Regions from separate parts of the Homo sapiens genome. Here region 2 is linked to region 1. A link is a contact called in ENCODE Hi-C data. All regions are on one chromosome and are shown on one strand. The core of a region is the stretch at or near the end of the contact, and the rest is flanking DNA. Distances in the headings are between cores, read along the strand shown. Region 1 holds the start of SLC36A4 (solute carrier family 36 member 4). Region 2 holds the start of TMEM135 (transmembrane protein 135).

What was found. Hi-C counts contacts between places; a loop is a spot of excess contacts on that map. Pooled maps may share reads with other maps.
Region 2: a map of CD8-positive, alpha-beta T cell shows a loop between it and region 1 (17-fold over the local background). The contact joins the promoter of TMEM135 here to the promoter of SLC36A4 in region 1. A Hi-C loop is called at or near these places in 3 of 168 maps with a recorded cell type or tissue (B cell, CD8-positive, alpha-beta T cell and naive thymus-derived CD4-positive, alpha-beta T cell) and 7 of 50 pooled maps.

Annotation. Positions count from the first base shown.
Region 1 is chr11:93,194,963-93,201,193 of GRCh38, reverse strand. It overlaps SLC36A4 (solute carrier family 36 member 4), which reads left to right and starts at 3,203. Exons shown (of 11, transcript NM_152313.4): 1 at 3,203-3,416. The coding sequence starts at 3,362. RefSeq lists a silencer at 3,062-3,441.
Region 2 is chr11:87,035,672-87,041,902 of GRCh38, reverse strand. It overlaps TMEM135 (transmembrane protein 135), which reads right to left and starts at 3,969. Exons shown (of 15, transcript NM_022918.4): 1 at 3,717-3,969. The coding sequence starts at 3,857. It overlaps LOC105369422 (a long non-coding RNA gene), which reads left to right and starts at 4,108. Exons shown (of 5, transcript XR_007062827.1): 1 at 4,108-4,279. RefSeq lists a silencer at 3,948-4,337 and an enhancer at 3,994-4,494.

The DNA.
Region 1 (6,231 bases), core at 1,954-4,453:
ATTTCCACTGAAAACAGAGAAGGATACAACAGCCTTAGGATACAAAATGAGTAATATTTTCCACAGAGGGGAATCAAATAGAGAGGATACATAGGATTTGGTCTGCTCAGCTGTTCCTTTGGAAAACTGTTTCCTTCTCCACAATGTCATCTACATGGTTGTATCAGGAACTACCACAATATATGACTTTGTCCAACACTCACTTACTTAACTAGTCCAGGGATGGGAATCTGATCCAAAATGACTCAATCACAGCTCTTCCCTAGGAAATGTTTAAAACTGAAACCGAGAAAAAGAGACCAGTATGTTTCTGATCATTCAAACTCTAAGATAAAAGAATTGAGAGCTTTTAGGAAACATGTTTCCTACCAGGTGAACCTGAGAAGCAGAGGAGTTCTGCAGTGGAAACCTGCACAGACACACAAGCAGATGCACAGAGAAAAGCGATCACTGAAGAAGAGAGTCTCAGAGGCATAAGAATCAGTTGTCCTGAGCCCAGTCTCATCTCTGTTCTAGCAATCTCAGTGTCCTCATTAAATTCCTCTTTTGGCTTAAGCTAGTTTGAATTGTCCTCTGTATTGCAATTAAAAAAAAAAAACTATAGCTAATATGCTCACTTTATTTGATGCTTCCTGTGAATCAGGCAATGTGTTAATGCTTTATATATTTTATCTCATTAAATCTTCACAACTTGTAAGGTTGGTGACATTATTTTTCACATAAGAAAACTTTAGAGATCTAACTATTATATAATAGACAACTCTATCTAGATGTTCCACAGGTGTCTAAAACAGAACCATTTCTCCATCTGTAAAAGAGGAAAGGCTAGATTCACTGCTGGAAATGCTCTTCCCTCTACACACACCAAGCCAACTCCTTCTTACCTTCATGTGTCAGCTTAAGTGTCTTCAGATAAGACTATCCCACCTTCTCAATCTAAAGTAGGTTCCGTGGTGGTACCCTGTTATTTTCCTAACCAACAATTGTAATGACATATTTAGTATTTTGTTTTGTTCTGTTCTGTCACATGCTATATACTATGAACTCCATGACAGTAGGGACCATACCAACATTATTTGCCCTTCTAGCCCCAGCATCTAGCATACTTCCTGATATATGGAAGGTGCTCCGTAAAATGTGCTTGAATACATTAAAGACTTCTAAATGTTTCCTTTCATATACCTATGAGGCTATATTCAGTAACTTTCAACAACTGTTCATTGAGTGACTGGTATTTGTAAGTCACTGTGCTAGGCCTGTTTGGACAAAGACAAATACAGTTAATTCCTCAACAGGCCTAGCACAGTGCCTTGCACATAATAGTATACAGCATAGTATAAAGCCCAGAAAGAGGAATAATTATAAGTGGAGAAGTGTTGTAACAGAGATACGAACAAAGTGCTGCAGTTGCAAAGAAGGAAGTAGTTAAGATGTGATGCAAGAAGTTAAAGTCAGGAAAAGAAATGAATTTCCAGGGTTCAAATTGTCACATTCTGTATAATGTCTCTATTTTGATACAGCTGTACTTTATATCTGCTTCTAATTTATAAGACCTGGAGTAGAAGTCCTAGTAAATATGTTCTCAAGTAGAGATGCATGAAAAACATATTTCTCTTGAATCTTATGATCATTGTTATCACTTGCTTTATCTCCACATCACTGTAAAGACATTGGGCCTCCTACCTCAGCCCAACCCTCTTCAAAAGATTTCAGGCCTATACTACAAGTCAAACTTTTCTTCCTTCCATATTGCCAGATCTGCTTTCCCTGAAGCTGAGATTAGGGGACAATGACTTTTGATCCCTTTTAACTCTCAAAGGATAATGTTCTTTTAAGATGCTGTCCCACATGTTCTCATTATAATGAGTGGTTTATGGAAAATTACCTTGGTCCTATAATTTCTGTCTGATGCCTATCTTCTCTCCTGCTGATCTTTAACCAGGTGATCCACCCCAACACAGGTTAGGGAACATTGCTCTAGCTATGTTCCAGAATAGATTTCTTCTTCTTCTTCTTTTTTAAAAAAAATCTCCTTTACCCCTTTATTTGTCAGGAACACTTCAAATAAAACCTTCTTTTGGGATTTGCATGTGTATGTATGTGAACAAATTGGGTTCACTTAAAGGAAAAGAAAGGGGGTTGGCAAACTGTCATTATCACTAGTTATCTAGTGAAAGCCTACAGAGGATGCAACAGGAGGAAAGATGTAGATAGTATGTAACTGCGTACCTTTTTAATCTCAGAATTTTAAATATTTAACACCATTGCCATATAGTTACATCAGTGACTGTTAATCAGACCCACTCCCCCCCAAAAAAACCCTTTCCTAAAGCAACCCCACTGAATGAAACGGACACAAATAAAAAGGATTGTCTGGTGTACTGACTTCCAAGAACTATGAAGTGAAAAAAAAAAGAAAGCGATTTTAAAATTAAAATAAATATTTTCCTTTTAAACCAAAAGCTTGCTTCATCCATTGATTCATCGAATATTCATTGGTACCCATCTGGGAGGCCAGCTTTGCATATTTTTCGAGAGCTCCAGCTCTGAAGGCAGAAGGATTCTACTTCTGCCATGTACAAGCTTCCTGTCCCCAGACACGTTACTTACCTCCGTGCCTTAATCCCTTCATCTTTAGCGTTAATGTAAATATTAGAATTATCTCACAAATTGTAGTCAGAATTAAAGATAATGTATGTATGGTGCTTAGGAGTACTTGAAACTACATCAGTACACTTAGTCTTTACCTTAATTTTCTTTCAGCACCACGGTCAACGTCAAATATCTGGAAGGACATTGAAATATCCTGAAAGTGAAATTGTATATGACTTAATTAAATTCTATTTAAGTGTCTCCTGTAACTCTAACTATAGAAACAGGGAGACGAATAACCAGAGTAGTCAGAACCTCAGCATGGGTAGGGGACAAATCCCGTCCTTCTTCGCATTCTCCAAGGTGACTTACAGAACGCTAACGCCTTGCATACGGACAGGCGCCCCAAATTTAAGTTCGCCGTCATCTTTAAAACCCCCAGGGAGCTATGGGCCCGGGTCTCGGCTAGCTCTAAGGTCCCACCCTCGCTGATCTCAGGTTACCCAACCCTCCTCTCGGGTTACCCAACCCGGCCTCGCAGCAGTCCTCGGGTCTTCGGCCCCTCCCGCCCCTCGCCGGCGGTGCCCGCCGAGCCGGGCTGTCCCACTGCGCATGCTCCTCGCCGCGCGGTTGGGGAGCGCCGGGGCAGGGAGGCGGGCACCAGGCGCGGGTCCCTCCGGGCAGGGGAGGTAGGCCTGGGCCTGACGCCGGCCACGCAGCGGCGGGAGAGTGAGCACTCGGGCGGCGGCGTCCTGGAGACCCGCGAGAGATGGAAGCGGCGGCGACGCCGGCGGCTGCCGGGGCGGCGAGGCGCGAGGAGCTAGGTCGGTGTTGTGCGTGGGCAGGGAGCCGGGGCTGACGTGGGCGGGGGTCTGTGCGGGAGTCGGGTGCGCCCACACCTCCAGGGGCCCCGCGCTTGGCCTGAGTTGAGGCCCGATTGCTAACTGACCCCGTGGTCAGCATCCGCAAAGGAACCGGTTATCTGACCCCGAGAACTTGGTCAGACGAAGCCCAGGCCTGAATAGGGCGTTAAAATATGTGTGTGTGTGTTTGCGCGCGCGCGTGTGGGTGAGTGTGTGTGTTGAGTGGGGCGGGGCCCTGTGGGTACACGTCAAAGACGCAAGAGCCTGCGCCGTGACTCACGGTTTTTTTCCCAATGATGCTTTAAGGAAGTTATCATTGTTCTGCTTTTCAAATGCTGCAGCCCCATTCGGAATCTCCAGATGAATCCTCATTTTACTCCTTGTTATCCCAGAGTTTCGAACAGGTCGTGCTGACCAGAATGAACAGGAGATACCTGTAGCTTGCTCACTTGGCAAAGTTTGTTTGTTTTTTGCTGCTTTCCTCCCATCTTGTTTCTTGGCGACAGGGCGTGTTTGTTTACGGTTTCCCGCTGTCCAAAATAAAAAAGTAAGGATCAGGGTGGTAAAATGATCGCTCTCCCAGTTATACGTACTGTACTTGGGAGTATTTTTCATTCGATGCTGATTAAATGTAATTAAAAAATTAAATCTAAATGGAATCTTCAAGAAAACCGTTGAACTTTAAAAAATACCGTATTATAAGTAACTGATAGGTTGTTGTTATTCCTCTAATAGCCTGCAGGGCACTTTGCAATGGAATTGTTTTCAGGCCGTAATAATGGTAGAAACAATAAACTTAACATTTTATTGCGTGCTTACTGTGTGCAAACACTGTGCTAAGTGCTTTACCTATGCATTGTCTTTAATCCTCACAGCAACTGAGATAGGTGCTATCATGATTTCCATTTTATAGATACAGTAATTTTAAGCTTATTAATGGCAGAACCCAAATGTGAACTCAGGTTTCATTCATTAATAACCTGTCTTAGTGAGGATATGGAGAAATGGGTATTCTCATGCATTGCTGGCAGGAAAGGGATAATATATTTAGCCTTAAAAATGTACATATCGGCCTGGCGCGGTGGCTCACGCCTGTAATCCCAGCACTTTGGGAGGCTGAGGCGGCCGGATCATCACAAGGTCAGGAGATGGAGACCATCCTGGCTAACACGGTGAAACCCCGTCTCTACTAAAAACACAAAAAATTAGCCGGGCGTGGTGGCGGGCGCCTGTAGTCCCAGCTACTCGGGTGGCTGAGGCAGGAGAATGGCGTGAACCCGGGAGGCGGAGCTTGCCGTGAGCCGAGATCGTGCCACTGCACTCCAGCCTGGGCAACAGAGCGAGACTCTGTCTCAAAAAAAAAAAGTGCTTATCGTTTGACCCAGCAATTCTCCTTCAGAATATTTCCCGAGGAAATAAGTAATGTAACCCATACTTATATCAAGAGGTTTTCATTATAGTATATAGAGAAAAGCTGTTAACTAAAGTACAATGAAAGGAAATTGGTTAAATTGTGGTATAGTTTTACATTGCCTACCATTAAAAGTGATGTGGAAAGATGTTCAGCATGTACATTTTCTTTAACTGAAAAAAAGTTTCAAATTATTTCAGTTTTTTTAAGTTTTATATTTTCATTAATTCAACACATATTCATTGAGCTTCCCCTAGGCACTTGAGATACATCGTGAGCAAAACAGATAAAAATTCCTGTTCTTAATGGAGCTTGTATTTAGTAATGGGAAGCAGAGAGTAAGCAGTAAAGACAATAACCAGTTAATTATATAGTATGTTAGGTGAAAAGTGCTATGGAAAACAAGAGCAGGGTAAGGGAAATCAGGAATGAGGGTGGGGGCTAGGCAGTTTACAGTATTTTATAAAATGGTTGGGATGGGCCTTATTGAAAAGGTACAATTTGAGTAAAGACCTGGAAGAGGTAAGGAAATTAGCCAAATGGATATCTGGGGAACGACTACTCCAGGCAGAAAGAATAACTAAAGGAATAGCAAGGAGGACAAAGTGGCTGAAGCAGAGTGATGGAGGTGGCGATGGGGCCAAATTATGTAGGGTCTTGTAGGTAATGTAAACTGTGACTTTTACCCTGAGGGAAGGGGAGAACAATGCAGGGTTTGAACAGAGGAGTGTCATGATCTGCCTTGTTTTAAAAGGATTGCATTGACTGCCATGTGACGAATAAACTGTAAGGGGGCAAAAGTAAAAGCAGAAGAATATTTCAGTAATTCAGGAAAGATATGGGTGTCCTTCAGAGCAGTATGGTAGTGGCAGTGGAGGTGAATAGACATAGTTAGTCTCTAGGTATATTTTGAAAGAACCAGTGTGATTTCCTGACAGAATGGGTGAGGGTTAGAGAGTAAAACGGAGGAGACATGGAAGACTCCAGGGACCTGAGTATCTAGAAGAATGAAATTGTTATTAACTGGGATATTATGGTGGTTTTGTAATATACCTACAGAGTCTTTGATGTTTTTCTCTTAAGTAGGAGAAACTTAATTTCCTTCTCTTCAAGTGGGGGCTGGACTTAGTAACTTGTGTCTAATGAATAGATTATGGTAGAAGTGATGATGTATGACTTCAATACTAGATAATAAAGTGCATTGTGCCTTCCTCCTTGCCTTCTCTTTTTGAATCACTCACTTGAAGGGAAGCCAGCTGTCATGTTGTGAGGAGACTCAAGCAGCCCTAAGGAAAGCTCCATGTTGCACAAAACTGAGGGCTCCGGACAATAGCCATAAATTGTTATACAGCAATAGATAACTAA
Region 2 (6,231 bases), core at 2,720-5,219, 6.2 Mb after region 1:
TAAAGAAGTCCTCATACTGCCCCAATATCCTTGGTCTCTAAGTCCTGTTCATTCTGCCACAAAATGCCTCTAGAACTGCCCTTTCATCTTCTCTGGCAGACCTGCCAAATATGTCTTCACTCCCGCACTATTCATATGCTTATTCATTCATACCTTCACTCATTTAGACATATATTAAGCATTTAATGAGGTACTACACTAGTCTAAATACAAACCACTGTTTTAACAGAAGATAGAGACATATATCATAATTAATGCACTATTACCCTATTTAACTCCTCACAACAGACCTTAAAAAATGGGTACAATCATCTTCTGCAAAGCAAGGGGACTAAGGCTCCATGCGATTCGGTAATTTTTCTAAAGATCATATTGATAGTAAATTGCAGGGTGAGATTCCACAGGAGTTCTGACTCTTTCCACTACTTAGTGAAATTGCTGCATCAATTTCTCAAAAATCTTTTCTATCCGGTCTTCCCAGTGCTACCAGATTTAGCATCTGAAAGCATCATTTTGTACTTGTAACCCCTTTGTTCAAAAAGAAACCTCAATAGCATGCACACAGAACAGTGGCTCCTTTAGCCTGTCCTTCAGTCTTTCAGTCAAAAAAAAAAAAAAATGAGAACCGAATCCTGTCTTTTTCCTTACTAGCTCTAAATCTTGTGAATCACTTAATGTCTCTAACCTTCAGGTATCTTACCTATAAAATGGGGATAATAAGCTGGGGTTGTGTAAGGGTTAAAAAAGATAAAATACGTAAAGGACTAAGCACATAATAAATGTAAGTTGTTATCGCTCACAACTCCTGTACGCAAACGTTCTGTTATAGACAATGTATTCATTGCTTCTCTTACAAAACCACTTAGTTTTCTGCCTCAGTTTACATTATCCTCCCTCCTCTCCATTAAGAATAGGTATGCTATAAATGTCTACTGCATGAATAAATGTCTGTATAGCCTTACCCTCAAGGCACAAGTCAAGGGCCACCTACTTCAAGAGGCCTTCCCTACCCACCTTCCATGAACTTCACTCTTAAGTGCCACCGGAGAAGGGAGGAAGAAAAATATGCGTAACTATTCAAAACCTATGATAAACTAGAAAATATGTGATACATCATCAATGCATGATTTCATTTAATTCTCAAAAAGAAAGATAAAGTAACATATACAAAGTCAAATAGCTGGTAAATGATAGAGCTGAGATTCAAATCCTGATACCCTGATCCCTTTTTTTTTTTTTTGTGATGGAGTTTTGCTCTTGTTTCCCAGGCTGGAGTGCAATGGCATGATCTCAGCTCACTACAACCTCCACCTCCCAGGTTCAAGTGATTTTCCTGCCTCAGCCTCCCGAGTAGCTGGGATTACAGGCATGTGCCACCACGCCCAGCTAATTTTATATTTTTCGTAGAGATGGGGTTTCACCATGTTGGTCAAGCTGGCTGGTCTCGAACGCCTGACCTCAGGTGATCCACACACCTCGGCCTCCCAAAGAGCTGGGATTATGGGCGTGAGCCACTGCACCTGGCCTGATCACTTTTTAAAGTCCAATTTCTTTCCACCACACCACCTTGCATCTTAGTACATGGGGGTATACATTTAATCAACTATCCAACACTCACAAAGAGAACAGCTATATGCTCCAAGTAGCCCCACCCATACCTACATGGATAACTGAAACAAAACTGTCATGAAATAATGCTTACCCTTAGTATGCGCAATATGTCCTAACATTTTTTATTTTCTTCCATTTCACTAATATAAAATAAAATGCTATTCAGTTCCCACTAATTTTATTTCACAACTACCGAGGAGTAGCAACCAAAATTTTCAAATACACAGATGTAAGGGTACAAGGCCACATGAGATGGAAAATTTATCCTCAATAAGTACTTAATCTTGTTGGAGATATAGTAGTAAAACACAACTCTTTTCCTGAACACCCCCAACCTACCTTGTTGGAGTAGGAGAACCTATGTTTCTATTGCTACCCTGAATGTCCCTATCATAGACTATAATCCATAAATTGTCTAGGCTATTGATATAACAAGTATCAGGCATTCAACAAATATTTGTTAAGTGAATGAATTAATGAATGAAAAGTGCTATGGATTTTCAGAGGGAGAAGTAGATAGCATAAACTCTCTTTCCACCTATATCATAATCCTCTCACAGCAGGAACAATCTTTTCTATAGTTGTATATCAAGAGCTCAATAATGTTTGTAGATGTTTTATTTTTTACAAATCTGAGCCTTATGCAGTGAGCCGTGATTGCGCCACTGCACTCCAGCCAGAATGGCAATACAACAAGGCCCTGTATCCAAAAATAAAAAGAAAAATTCTGAGACATAGACTGGCCACAGTGAATGTGGAAAAGCAGATAAACATGAATCTTTGCCAAAGAAAATCAAGGAAAAAATTTCCAGCTCCAATAACAATTACTGGCCTCTACTCTAGATCTTTATTATTCAAAGTGCAGCCCCCACCATCAGCATTACCACGAGTTTGTTAGGAAAGCAGAGGTTCAGGCCCCACCAGGACCTAATGAATTAGAACCCCCATTTTAACATAATCCTCAGAGGATTCCTAACATACATGAAAATGTGAGAAGCATCAGTCTATACAATAAAAATGAAATGGGTGCCTGCAACCTCAAACAAAGTCATCACCTTCTCCTGTGTTATCTCTGAAATACATAATCAGACTTTTCAAGAAGTACTACAGATACAGCCATGACACACTTTCAGGAACATTAGGGTATAAATCTAAATTACTTCAATGAGAAATAATAATTGATCATCTGCTGAATATTGAAACTTTTAGAAGACATACAAAAAATATGATCTGTCTTCTTAGGACACAAACTGTAAGGCAAGAAAATGAGACAATGCACTTCAATGGCCAAAGTAATAATAAATCTTTAATATCAAGGATAAGATTATTGAAAAAAAGATTTTGCGGAGAACATTTAAGAGCATCTTTAATAGTCCTCAGTGTTACATATACATACTGCCAAATATTCCCTATTAATTGCCCTGTATGTAAAGTTGTGTAACAGAAGGTCCTAGGTGACACAAAGTCAGATGTCCTAACCAAGTTCACTGACTGAAAGACTGGCATCACCCTTTAAATCACCACACACAATCTCAACCCAGGAGTCTGTTCTGTGAACTTGCAAAAACACTTGCAAAACCCCCAAATCACAATCCTGTCATCTCAAAACTGAGTCAAGATCTGAGGCCACAGGGACTTAGGGCCAAATATGCCTTCTTCATTAAAAAAAAAAAAAAAAAAAAGCAAAATAAAACAGGGGAAACTAGATGAGGAAAGATTGCAGGTCCTTCTCATAGCCTCGCTGACCTACAAATACCTCTCCATCACAAGGCAGGCCAGAGGAAAATAAGGCTGGTCTTTGAATTAACGTTTTTAAGTGTCCTAAACTTAATTCTAAAAGTTGGGAGCCATCCTCTTCCTAGCAACAGGCATTCAGATGACAGCTCAATCTCTAATTCCCCTCCTCCTTCTCCCTTGCAGGAATTGGTATATCCTTCCCTTGCGACCTCCCCCTTCCCCCTACCGACCCCCCAAAACACTCCGACCCCTCCAAAAGAGAGCCCGACACAAGGCAAGTCCCCCAGAGCCCCTCGGGAGCACCAACTGCAGCCCCCGGCCCATCTTCCAGACTAAACTCGCCCTGCGGGACGGGTGACGGGTCTCACCAAGTACAGAGGAGCATAGATCTTCAGGGACTCCTCCAGGGCGCCCCCGGTGATCTGCAGGAAGGAGACCCGGCAGGAAGGGTGCCAAGTGTGGCCGATCTCATAGCAGTTATGAGGGATGGACTTGCTGAGGGCCGCCATGACGAGGAACAGCGCGGAGAAGACAGGAGGGGGAGAGCCTGAGCCCTGCAGGGAGGGGCGCGAGAGCCCAGCCGCCAGCCTCTCGCCCGGCCAGCACTCGGAGGTGCGGAATGGAGGGGAAAGGTCACGAGAGCGGGGTTACTCTGGGCCAAAGTCCTCGGATGTTGAGCGCTCGGCGTATCGCAGCTCAAGGGGGCGGGACGCGCACCGGGGAGGCGGGGAGAGGCGGCGCGTGCGCGCTCCCTCAAGAGGGCATCCGCTGGGGCGCGTTCCCGCGCGGCGGCGCGGCTGGGTGAGCGGAGGCAGAGAGGATCTTCGCACCCAGAGCCGAGGCTGTACGCGAGGGAGCGCAGCTCGGGGACGAGCCGCCTCCCCACCCCCGCGACGCCGTGCCCGGCTCCGGGGCGCAAGCGCTATGGCAGGTGCGCAGTAGGGGGTGGCTTGGGTCAAATTGTACTTCAGCTTCCAACTGCAAGCCAAGTAGAGCGGAGGGTAGTGGAAGAAAGGGATTAAATGTCTTTGTTGGGAGCTGGTGGAGGAAGAGGGTTGCCAGAGGAATGCCTGGGACAAACGTCCTCCCCAGCACCGGGAGCTTGCCTTCCCGAGAGTCCCAGGTAATAAACAGCTAGGGCTGCCTGCTAGTTGCAACTAACTACCCCCAAGTGCTGGGCTTTCCAAGCTCTGTGATACCTGCGAAGGCTTGAAAAGTCTCAGCTATGTTCATACCCCGACCGTGTGTGGGGAAGGGCAATAGGTCATCCTGTCCAAACCTTAGGCCACGGAGCAATCCTGTCTACAGCATCTTTGATAGGTGCTTATCAACCAAACAGCACACACAGTAGAGGCGGCAGTCGTGTGTTAGAACTCAGACCTGGCTAGGGAACTTGGCCAACAATTAGCAAGACAAGGGTCCTGTGTTGCTTGAGTCATATAACCCCTCTGTCAATCTCCTCACATGTAACAAACCTGCCAGTTTCTTTGGATTTCTAAATTCCATAGTCTCTTAAAGCAGAAACGAACTACCTTTAGAAGAATTCCATTCGAATCTTCTAGTCTTCATTCATTCATCTACAAATATTTACTGAGTCATTACTATTTACCAGGCACTGTGCTAAGGAAACAAACAGAAACAAGAGAGACAAGATTTTTATTTTCACGAAGCTAGTATTCTAGAGGGAGAAGACAGAAAATAACAAAGAAAACTGAACAAGATAATATCAGATAGGTGTAGTTGTTTGAAGAAAATAAAAGAGAAATACTCAGATGAAAAGTCCAAAACAACAATGGCAAAAAGATAAAAGTATCTTTCTCTCAGGTAAAGGTAGGCAGTCCTAGAATAAAATGGTGGCTCCATAACGATTAGGGATCCCAGCCTCTTTGTGACAGTTTGCTATGCCATCTGCTACCTGTGATTTCCACCCTAACTTAGAAAATAACATGACATCAACATGCTAGCCAGGAAGACCAGCAAAAGGGGAAGAGAGGCCGGGCGCGGTGGCTCACACCTGTAATCCTAGTACTTTGAGAGGCTGAGGCGGGTGGATCACTTGAGGTCAGGAGTTTGAGACCAGCCTGGCCAACATGGTGAAACCCTGTCTCTACTAAAAATACAAAAATTTGCCAGAAATGGTGACACGCTCCTGTAATCGTAGCTACTCAGGGACTGAGGCAGGAGAATCGCTTGAACTCAGGAGGCAGAGGTTGCAGTGGGCCAAGATCACACCACTGTTGCCTTGGCAACAGAGAGAGACTCTATCTCAAAAAAAAAAAAAAAAAAAAAACGGGGGGGCGGGGGCGGGGAGAAAAGGGCATACTTCCTGTTTTTAAAAAAACTTCCCAGAAGATCCATACAAACTACTACAACTTACGTTCCTTGGACAAAGCTTAATCACATGGCCACACTTCATTGCAAGAGAGGATGGTGAATACAATCTTTTTTAATTAATGGGACAAATGCCCAGCTAACATTTGAGGTTTTATTACTGAGCAAAATGGAAAAAACAGATATTAGAGGCAACTAGCAGTGTCTGCCATAGTTCTATGTCTCTGGCTACCCAAATATCCGGGCACACCATTCTTTCTACAGATAGACATACCTTCCCTTTTCCAAGGGAGACAACCTAAAATTCCATGCAGTTGCTGAATCCTAGCCAAAGTCCAGAATATTCCTCAGGACCAGATGCAGATCTCATGATAAAGTTATCATCCGCCTCAACACATCCAATATACAATGGTAGAATAGGAACAAGATAATCACAATTTTTTTCAAATCTCCAATTCAGAAACTAAGAAGATCAAAAACACAGCATAAACTTATCCAAAAAATTACAGAAATAGCAGTGCAGGCTTATTTTTTTTCAATAATCCATTCCTG